Linked DNA regions of Homo sapiens: region 1 is linked to region 2. The links are chromatin loops, found by intact Hi-C in ENCODE. Cell type or tissue: CD14-positive monocyte. All regions are shown on one strand.

Region 1 (5,000 bases), 270 kb before region 2:
TCTTGTCTTGTCTACCCACTGAAGGCTTCATGAAGAAGGTTCTTAACCTCTCTTCAAATAATATGTCTATAATCGCTGAAAATGAACAATTCCCAAACATATCAGGTGAAAAAAGTTTCAATTTATATGATGACATGTTTCAACTTATACATTTTTCCATATATCGAAATATAACTGTAAATACATATACATATAAATACATATAAACATATATGTGGAGAGAAAAGGAGAGAGAGAGCACATAAAGGTCTAGAAAGATGCATTCCAACGTATCGATAATAAATGTCTTTAGTTGCTATAATTTAAGAGGATTTTTGCTTTTATCTTTTTAACTCTCTGTATTGTTTGAATTTTCTACAGTTCTCTTAGAAAAAGAAAAAGTTTCAACTCTGGAGCTCCCTAAATTTTGCTAACCCTCAGTTAGGTTACTTTCTTTCATCTGACATCATATGAGACATTTTTCTTTACCACAGGCATAGTTTGTTCATGCACCTGAGTACTTTGGCTCTGATCAATTTGTTCAACATGTCCAAAAGGAAGAGTCTTCAACTAGCAATTGAACAATTTGTATACTTTGCAACAATGTAAGGAGTACATGACCTATTCTGACTTCAGCTCATTCCTTCGTAAAAAAAAAAAAAAAAAAAAAGAGCTAGACTTGGGAAAAAAAATTCTGAGTTTCCTTTCAGCTCTAACATTTTGATTTTTATTCTAAGCTATGTGTTTTAGCAAGATTATTTAAATAGTAAGAGAGTGAATATTGAGAGTGATTGTTATACTTCCTTTCTTCTCCTCCTCCTCTCCCTATGCTCTGTGACTCAAAGATACAGATACAGATATACACAATTTGAATATTTGTCACCTAATAATCCAAGTGTAAACAACTCACAATCCAGATTCCATCAAACTCTACTTGATTGTGAAAAAGCTCAAATTCCTTTGTCCACCAAACAGCACAGTTGGGATTGGTATAATCAGGAAACACAGTTTGTCCAGGCCAGACCTTCAGGAGAAAAAGAAAAACACTGGTAAGAGTAAATTAAACAAATATAGACTAAAGGAAAGTACTTTGCAAAGAAATTCCTAATATGATCACAGCAACCGAGGTACCCAGGAACATATCCTTTTTAGTTAAGAAGGTGCGGTGCTCACAATACTTAAAATAAATGCCAGGGTCACTCGAAGAAATATGCATTTAAAAAAATGTTTAAGTCCTTAATGAATAAATTCGTGGATAAAGGCATTGTCTAACTTAGTCATCTTTAACTCTCTACACTTCTTTGTTCTTAATTCTGGGAATAGTAAATGGGGGAAGAGCATTGTGTAAATTTCAGCTAGTCCACTATAAGCTGTGGATTCTAACATCATTTACTTTTCTCTCTTTCTTTCCTATCCAATTTCCCCCAGACACTATACTCTGAAAAGGTCATCAGAGGCCTTAGAAGTGAACAAGCAGATAACACCTTCCTGAAAAAACAAGGACAAACAAACATTTGAGAAAGAAGTGGGTACACTTGTCAAATAATGCAGGAAAATTGAGTAAGAAGAGGTATGAAACAGTTCCGCTGGACTTACCAGTGAGAAAGTAACGGGTGCTTTTTGCCAGAGCGGTATCAGGGAAGTGAGGGGGGAAGGAAGGAGACCACAGTCAGCTGCAGAGTGTGTGGGAGGTGAGAAAGTGGACACTCAGTGTGTGAGCTGTTGTTTAAAGGGACTTACTTGGCTGTGAAGGGAATCAAAAAGCTACGATGGCCGGCTTGCACTTGGGCATGAAAGGGCAGAGGAGAATTTATCCCCAGCATATATAAATATACTGAAAATGTACAATAAAACAATTACATGCACACACACACACACACACACAGACACATTCAAACACCCCTATGCAGCCCCTCCACCAGCCTCCAGCCTTCCCATTAAGTTACCTCCCCAATGAGTGGAGTCACTCCATCTGAACTATTCACCCATATCTTCATATCTGAACCCCTGTCATATGGGCCATAGGGTTTACTTGAGGAAGAGTTGTTGGAGATGGCTGGATCCTAAAAATAGGAAGAATACAATGAACAAACTAGCTGGAAACCGGAGGCACTGAAAGGAGACTGGGAACTGGGGGAGAAAGCAGGAGAGATGGGTGTATGATACGGAGGAGCAAATACCTAATTTGGTGGAAAGAGGGCAGTACATACCACAATGATGACAAGCTTCTGTCCATTATTGTGTAACTCGTTGACAAATTCAGGGAAGCCTTTAAAATCCACTGAATCATAAGTGAAGTCCCTTCTCTCATCCATATAATCAATATCAGCATGCTGAACATCCTGAAAGAATATACAAAGTCCACAATTAGCACCTAGGAATTTCCATAGTAAAATGAAATCAAATTTTCACTGTTATTATTCAGGATAAACAACTCTGTTCTGGGCTCTAAATAGAGTTCTTAATCAGTTCCTGGCATCTGAGTACTTCTTTTCCAATGTTGATTTCAAAAACACACGACTGGTTGGTTCCCTAGGGCTTGGCCCCCTCCCTGCCATCAGGTTAACTGCATCATCCAATCCTTGCCTGGCACTCTGGCATTAAAAACCAATCAAGCAAGCAACACCAATTATGACAAACCCCTAAGACAATCAGACATATCCACCTAAGAAATGACCTAAATTTCACCCTATTCACAAGATAAAGAAGGGAAGAGACTGTCTCTCTCCCACATCTCCCTCATTTTACTACCCCACATTTTATTTTGTTACTTCGCTTCTACCCCACATCTTTGTTGTTTATGCTATCCCAATTTTACCTGTATAAACAGTGAAGCCCAGAATAAAATGTACCCTTCTCTACAACCTAGGTTTGTCTCCAATGGAATAGAGTGGGGGAGAGAAGAGGATTATTCTAGAAGACTACTGAGCTTTTCCCTTTGCATCTCTTGTTAAATTTCACTCCCAATAGTATCCAATATCATAGGTACATTCAAACTTAGCCATTCAAAGTACAAAAATGTTTTATTACATGTCCATACTATATCCTTTCATTCACTTAAATGTGACAGATTTTGACATGTATACTGAACTCAGGTAATAGTGTTCAATTCCCTGTCTAAACACTCCCTCTCACATCTCACACCACTAGGCAGCAGTAACAGTCCAATTCTTTCATTTCCTGGATCACTTAAAAAGGAAATGTCTATCTATAAGTAAGGAAAATGGCATAAAAAAAGAGATGACCTCTATGATGTTAGAGATCTGGGCTTGAAAACTAGTTCCCCTAGTTTTCTAATATTAAATGGGATTTCTAATCTTAAATGGAGTCCTTTTTTTTCCCTCAAGACTGAGTCTAGCTCTGTTGCCCAGGCTGGAATACAGTGGCACGATCTCAGCTCACTGCAACCTCCACCTCCAGGGTTCAAGTGATTCTCATGTCTCAGCTTCCCGAATAGCTGGGATTACAGGCACCTGCCACCATGCCCAGCTAATTTTTTTGTTGTTGTTGTATTTTTAGTAGAGACGGGGTTTCACTGTGTTGGCCAGGCTGGTCTCGAACTCCTGACCTCGTGATCTGCCTGCCTTGGCTTCCCAAGTGCTGGGATTACAAGTGTGAGCCACTGTGCCCAGCCAATGGAATTCTAATAGTAAAATGGAGTTGCTGAGATAACTAAAGAAGGCATGTAGCACACTGCCTGCCACGAGAGTTCACCACGTTGTAGCACTCATTATTATGGTGGCTGTGTTAATTGTCCTTTGGCTCAGTCCTGCTTTTACCACTTTTTCTGTTATCCCTCCCCCAACCCACCCCCACATGCATAAAGACACGTCATGCTGGAGAATGAGTAGTGGGACTCGCAGCCAAATTGAGAGTGAATTCATCCACCCAAACGTCTTTATCTGCCCTGACTTTCTGCTTCCCCCATCTCCTCAGTGTTCCTAGGCTTTTTGAATCTCAATTCCATTAAGCACTTTCTTTTACACATCATATTTATGGACTATCTTTCCGTCAAATTACAAAATGTCTACTGAAGCTCAGCTTCAATGGCAAAATGACCACTCTAAAGAGAAAGGCAAATTTTGCTTATTCCCAATTTAATAGTAATCAAAATATCAATGTAAAAACACATGGACCTGAAACTTGTATTATTTTTCACATCCATGTAGTCACATGCAGTATTTGTTCTGTCATCAATTACCTATGTGGTCTTGGTCATAGTATTTCCCCTGACAGCCTCAATTTACTATCTGTGAAAAAAAATGATGCTAACCCAGATGGCTCATGGTTGTTCTAGCAATATAATTAGTTTGAACTAAATTCATGGGGTCTAGAACTACTCCACTTCCTCAATTCCTCTTTAAAATATCTGTTAAAACATAGGTAGGGAGCCTGGGGATCTGCATCATTCTTGACCTGACACTAAACCTAAGAACCTAAGAATTTAGACATGAAATCTTATGCCAGAATCTTAGAGGAATTTCTGAAAATATGATACAACTTTTATGGTAAGTCCCTGCCATGACACTTTTGAGTCAAAGCAAACCAAGAACATGTGTAAGGCAAGAAAATCCATACTGAGAAGCATTAAAATGCTACAATTCAAGCTAAAGAGACAAATGCCTTGAAAACTCAAATAAAAACACCTGTAAAATGTAGTCAATACAGTAAGCACAAAAAAAGTTTACTAATAAAATACATAATAAGAAAAATAGAGACAAAAACAGATTGCCTCCCAACACATAATTATGGTCTCCCAATCTATTTCATACTATAAAGAACAATGGTTCCTTGAAAAAATTACTGGTCCAACAAAAAAAAAAATGTCTAGTATTCTGAATATCTAAAACTCCTTTCATTACCAAATAAATAAATCAATTAAACTCAGGGAGAGAAAATATAAACAGTTTTTCTTTTTCTTCAAGGGAATTTCTTTACTTTTGGAGAACTGTTGAAAACCTTGCTTACATAAGGGAGCTGTGCTGCGCGATTTCTCTCCACGACTTCCCTCATGTTGTCTA
Region 2 (5,000 bases):
GGTATGGAATAATTGGGTAGAGAGAGTTCTAAAGTGCAGTAGAGGTCCAAGAAAACTTCGACCAAGCTGATGCAGAGTCCTTGGCCAAAATTGCCTGTTAGAGGAGTCGCATGTCTCAGCAAAACAGACCTGCCTTAGTACTCCACAGTGCTCCACCACTGGCTGGGAGAAGCCTGCAGGAGATGTGGCCTCAAGGTAGTGGATCTCCAAAGCTGGAGCCATCAGCCAATTGTGCCTCCACAGCAGAGATCCGAGCGCACATTTTCAAGGCTGCCACAAAAGGGGTCTAGACACAAAGATCACCTGCATCAGGACCCTCAAGATCGGATGATCCCTTTATTGTACCTGAAGCACGTGTTTCAGTGATGCAGCAATTAAATACTTGTTTCTGTGTCTATATTACGCACTAAGTAATGTTTTTGAGAACAGAACAGTGTTCAAGGAACAAGCGTCTCGTGCAGTGCTTGGTCTCGTACAGTGCTTGGTGCACAATAAGTGTTAAATAAATGTTTGTGGCAGGAAGGAATGAACTGGAATCAAGGTTGGCCAGAATCAAAATGAAGTGAACCATGTATTCATTCCTGGAATATTACAGCAACATCCAGAAGCTAGGCAGAACTCATCCCTTTCTCAAGGGGATCTGCTAGCTGGGCAATAAGGGGAGAAGCCTGAAAAGCCAAGGACAATTCAGAAATCTTTCCTCTCTGGCTATGAATACACTGTCTGGCCACAAATGGAAATTGACACCAGACAGAACATAGCCAAGAAACTCCACTCATCAACTCCTGAAAATATGTATTTCAGAGTTAACCTGGAAATCTTGCTCAGACCGTTGGCCAAGCTCCACCAAGTCACAATGACAATTTAATGATAGTGGGGCTAACAAAATTTACTCACTCTACAAGCTCAAATGTGATGAAAACAAGTCAGTTCTTTATTTTATCTATCAGTAATATGGTTTTTCTCCTGAACCCTCACTTGCTGGTTGTGGAGGTGTTTAATCCAATGGGATAATGCAAACTGTGCAGACCAAAGGAAATTTTATTCCCATCATTTTAGGAATTAACATATAAATCCCAGAACAACCCTAATGTCAATTTCTGGTTACATATGACCAAATGTCCAGTAATGTAATGGACATTCATGCTATGTCCAAATATACTCCTTTTTATTATGTCAAAGTATGCTCCTTTTCACAAAATAACAACAACGATAGCAGTTTTATTGTGTGTTTGTTCCATGTAGAACTCTAAGCACTTCCCATGTGTTAATTCACTCATTCCTTCCAACAACTTTATCCCAACACACACACACACACACACACACACACACACACACACACACACACAAATTACTATTTCTATTTTACAGGTGAAGAAAGTTAAATAGAGACTGGTTAAGAAGTTTCCCCAAGGTCACCCAGTTCAAAAGGGCCAAAGCCAGATTTAAACACAGATTGTCTAATTTCAGGGTCTACATTCTTAGCCACAACAGTCCACTTCTGAGAGTCCCATTAGGGCTAGAAATACACATTTCTGAATAATGCCATGTGTATTAACTGAATATGTTTACAAATTTGAGAATTCTTCAGGATATTAAGCAATATCTTTTCATTGACATGTCAAAATTGTAAATAACAGGAAGTAAATCAATGCCTATATACTTCTATTTAAATAAAAGTGATTAAACTTACAAAATTCACTTATATTACATTTGATAAAACTGTAATTTTAAAACCAGGTAGGCATCTTGGTCAAAAATAAAAACAAAACTACTTGGTCTTTTGCCCAATCTACAAAATAATTACTTGAAAATGTACTTTAGCAAAATGATCATGAAATGCAAGATTGAATTGGAATCTAGAATCTAAAGGTCTTGATTTTCTTTCCACTGTTTTCATCATTACACAATGTGTTTGTGGGAACTGGAATCATATGGAAATTGCTGTTGCTGCACAATCCAATATTAGCGCAATAATAGCCTTCACTTACTGAGTACTGTACACAACACACTGTGCTAAAATGGCCAGTAGGGATCAGAAGAGGGAATCAGACAGGTAATTAAAGTAACTCACCAGAGGCCAAAAATCTTGGCCAGAATCAGAATTCAAACCCACATCTATAGGACTGCAAAGCTTTTGCTCTTTCCTTCAAGTCTACTATGTAATTTTATGTTTATCACTGTTAGTATCTAATTTAAGTTGAAACTAGTAATCAGACTCATTATGTCGAGCTGATGATTATTAAAATACAGCACCATATGTTTATAGTGAGAGTGTTCTTACGACATGGTCATTTCCAAGACTACTACTCCTGCACCCTCCCCACCTCCGCAACCACCATACAGAGAGAGGCTGTGAGAAGCGTGGCTTTCACCTTGGAACAAGTGCCCAGGGACCAGGGGCAAAGCAGTCAGTGTTTCTCTCCTACTGATGTTATGGAACTGGTAACATAGGAAGGTCAGGAAGAGTCCTGTAGTCTTGAGCCAGGCCAAAAGGCTCAAGGGCTCCACCCCATGCCCTCTGTTACTCTAAGAGAAAATGGGTCCCTTGGATCCAGGCTTCAGATGACCAGACTCACACCGGAGCATCACTACAAATGTCTGCTTCAGCTTACTGTTCCCCAGAATGAGAATAAATGAGTGGCCAGCAGGATAAAACATTGTCATTACTTCGCCAATCATCTTAGCCATCTTGGTTTTTGGTAGGAAATTACCAAATGATGCAATTAAGAAAGCAAGAAAGTAAAGTAAGAAGAGAAAGAAGAAGGAAAGGATGATTCTGATGGCCCTCTTGTGGGCCTCAGTGGTTGGATCTCTGGAGCTTGTCCCATTTTGCAGCATCTGCCGTGTGTGCCTCCCCAGGGAGAAGATGAGCAAAGAGTAGGAGGCCAGGGACACAATTAAGGGAGGCAGGTACCACAGAGTCCCAAGAACATGGATCAGATAATACTCACTCCTCTTCTTTCTGAAGTGTTCAGTCACATTCCTGGTGGCCTCAATTCCCCTAAAGACAGAATAGAGCTTAAACTCATTGATCAGAGATGCGGTACTACCACAGGATAAGAGCAGTGCACCCAACAGCATCCATACCATCACCCTAGAAACTCTCCACTTGAGCCAGAGGAATGTGGGGTGAGAGAAACTGGCGATTTTCAGGCAGTAGAGGACACCAAGACAGGTGGCAAGCCAAATGCTCAGATGGTTTGTAAATGTCCAGGAAACATCAATAATTTGCATTATTATCCCTGAATCATGTGTGTTGGGAGAGAATTCTATTAAAAAACTATCAGTCAAGATAATACACAGCAGAATGATCCTCAAGAGTGCCAGGGTGGTGATGATGAAGTCAGACAAAGACATTCTCTTGGTCTTGAACCAGCTGCTACCATTGACCAACTCAATGAAACAATTGACCAGAATTCCCAGTGTGAACTGAGTGCCAGACAGAATCAGGAACACCCCCTCGGTGAGTCCCATCATGTCAGCAATTAGGCAGCCCTGATCTTTGTTCTTTCTGTTGATACATAGAATCTCCTCACTGATGTGATATTTTTCTCGTTAATCTACTCCTCTACCTGTTGCTTCACTGTACCTGTCTCTTGTCTCTGCCCAATTTAGTCTGTCGTAGAGCACAATTTAGGAAATCCTCTCTGGCTCTTTCAGGTTAGTCTGTCCTCTTCACAGATGATATGGATTGTCATATTCCATCAATGAACCTAAACTTTGCAGCTCTTTGCTAAAATGCAAATGAGTAGTGTCCAGTGTCACATAGAGAAGGAAGAGATCTAGGTCACAAAGATGATGGAGGACTTGGACTCAGTTTCAAAGGGTGTAGGGCTCTGAGTTACCCAAAACAGAAAGATGAGCGGCACCAAATGGAGGCGGCTCAGAATTACTCAGAAGAGTAAAAAGTCTCATTCCTCAGGAGGGAGGACTCAGAGATACAGAAAAGGAATTCCACTAGGAGCCACTATCCACCTGGAGTGAGGTTTAAGTGCATAAAATTGTAAAAGTTCAGTGCCATTGATCATGGATTAGAATTAAAAGGCATGCCCCTTGGAGCCTGGCTTACATGCAGAGAGATGGCTGTAAGCTATAAGCTAGCAAGAGAAGCCTCACCAGAAAGTGGCCAAGCTTACATCCCGAACTTGGACTTGCAGTGGGAAGTCTCAGACCCACTCTGGATTGCTAGTCTGCTATAATACTGTCCAGGGAGGCATAAGAACAATACTTCTGTTCTTAACCTAAGAGCTCCTCTATTTAACAAGCGGCTATTAATTAAGGATCTTCATTCAGGACTATATGCAGAATTAAGCAGTACGTAGTTTGTATTAAAGTATGCTTATGTTGACTCTTTTTAAAGCTAATTGCTAAGGTTTGTATACTTTTTATGTCCTACTCCCTTCCCTAAATTTAATGAGACATTAGTTTAAAACCTAAAGGATTGTGGGAATAAAGAAAAGATTTTACTTCTACTTGCCGTGAAAGGTCATGTAAGAGAAAGATAAGAGTAAAGAGTTGCTCATGTATACGGAGATAAAGTCAACAATATATGAATAAGAAAGAATTAGGTTTAAGTACACAACACAAGTAAATGGCTTAGAGGAGAGGTATATTTTTGTCTCCCAAAGCAGTCCAGAGGCAAACTGTCCAGGCTGGTATGGTGGTTGCATAGTGATTGCAGATCCCAGCTTCTTCTACCTTCCATTCTGAAGACTGCCTCATGGTCCAAGATGGCAACTGGAAATCCAGCCATGAAATGTCCACATTTCAGACAAAAAAGAAAATGCTGTAGGACGAGAGTCTGGGGAAGCACACAGGATACGCCTCCCAAGAGTAACTCATATAGAAAGTTCCCTGAGAGCATCACCAAGTGACTTCTGCCTATAGCCCCTTGGCAACCCCTAACTGAAAAGAACAGGAATGCAGTACATGTGCTGTGCACCCTGTCACATCTGGGTTCTATAAATACAGAAGGGACAATAGATACTGGGTAGTGC

The links. A loop is a pair of places that touch in the nucleus more often than their neighbours do. Peaks named below come from ENCODE experiments on the same cell type or tissue, not always from the same donor. Only the 100,000 strongest peaks of a DNase experiment are listed, where the experiment ranks them.
Region 1: it touches region 2 in a loop (2.0-fold over the local background); 2 of 110 quality-filtered maps call a loop at or near these places.

What each region holds. Positions count from the first base shown.
Region 1 is chr7:142,027,683-142,032,682 of GRCh38, reverse strand. MGAM (maltase-glucoamylase) reads right to left here. Exons shown (of 71, transcript NM_001365693.1): 10 at 4,948-5,000; 11 at 2,190-2,321; 12 at 1,926-2,042; 13 at 890-1,003. Among named protein-coding and RNA genes, the nearest start is that of MGAM, 34 kb to the right of the region's middle. In CD14-positive monocyte, CTCF peaks have their summits at 1,977 and 2,177; DNase peaks (open chromatin) are centred at 1,602 and 2,202; H3K4me3 peaks cover 896 bases; H3K27ac peaks cover 1,350 bases.
Region 2 is chr7:141,762,639-141,767,638 of GRCh38, reverse strand. It overlaps TAS2R3 (taste 2 receptor member 3), which reads right to left and starts at 3,542. Exons shown (of 1, transcript NM_016943.2): 1 at 2,442-3,542. The coding sequence starts at 3,480. The coding sequence ends at 2,530. In CD14-positive monocyte, no CTCF peak of the experiment used is centred here; no DNase peak of the experiment used is centred here.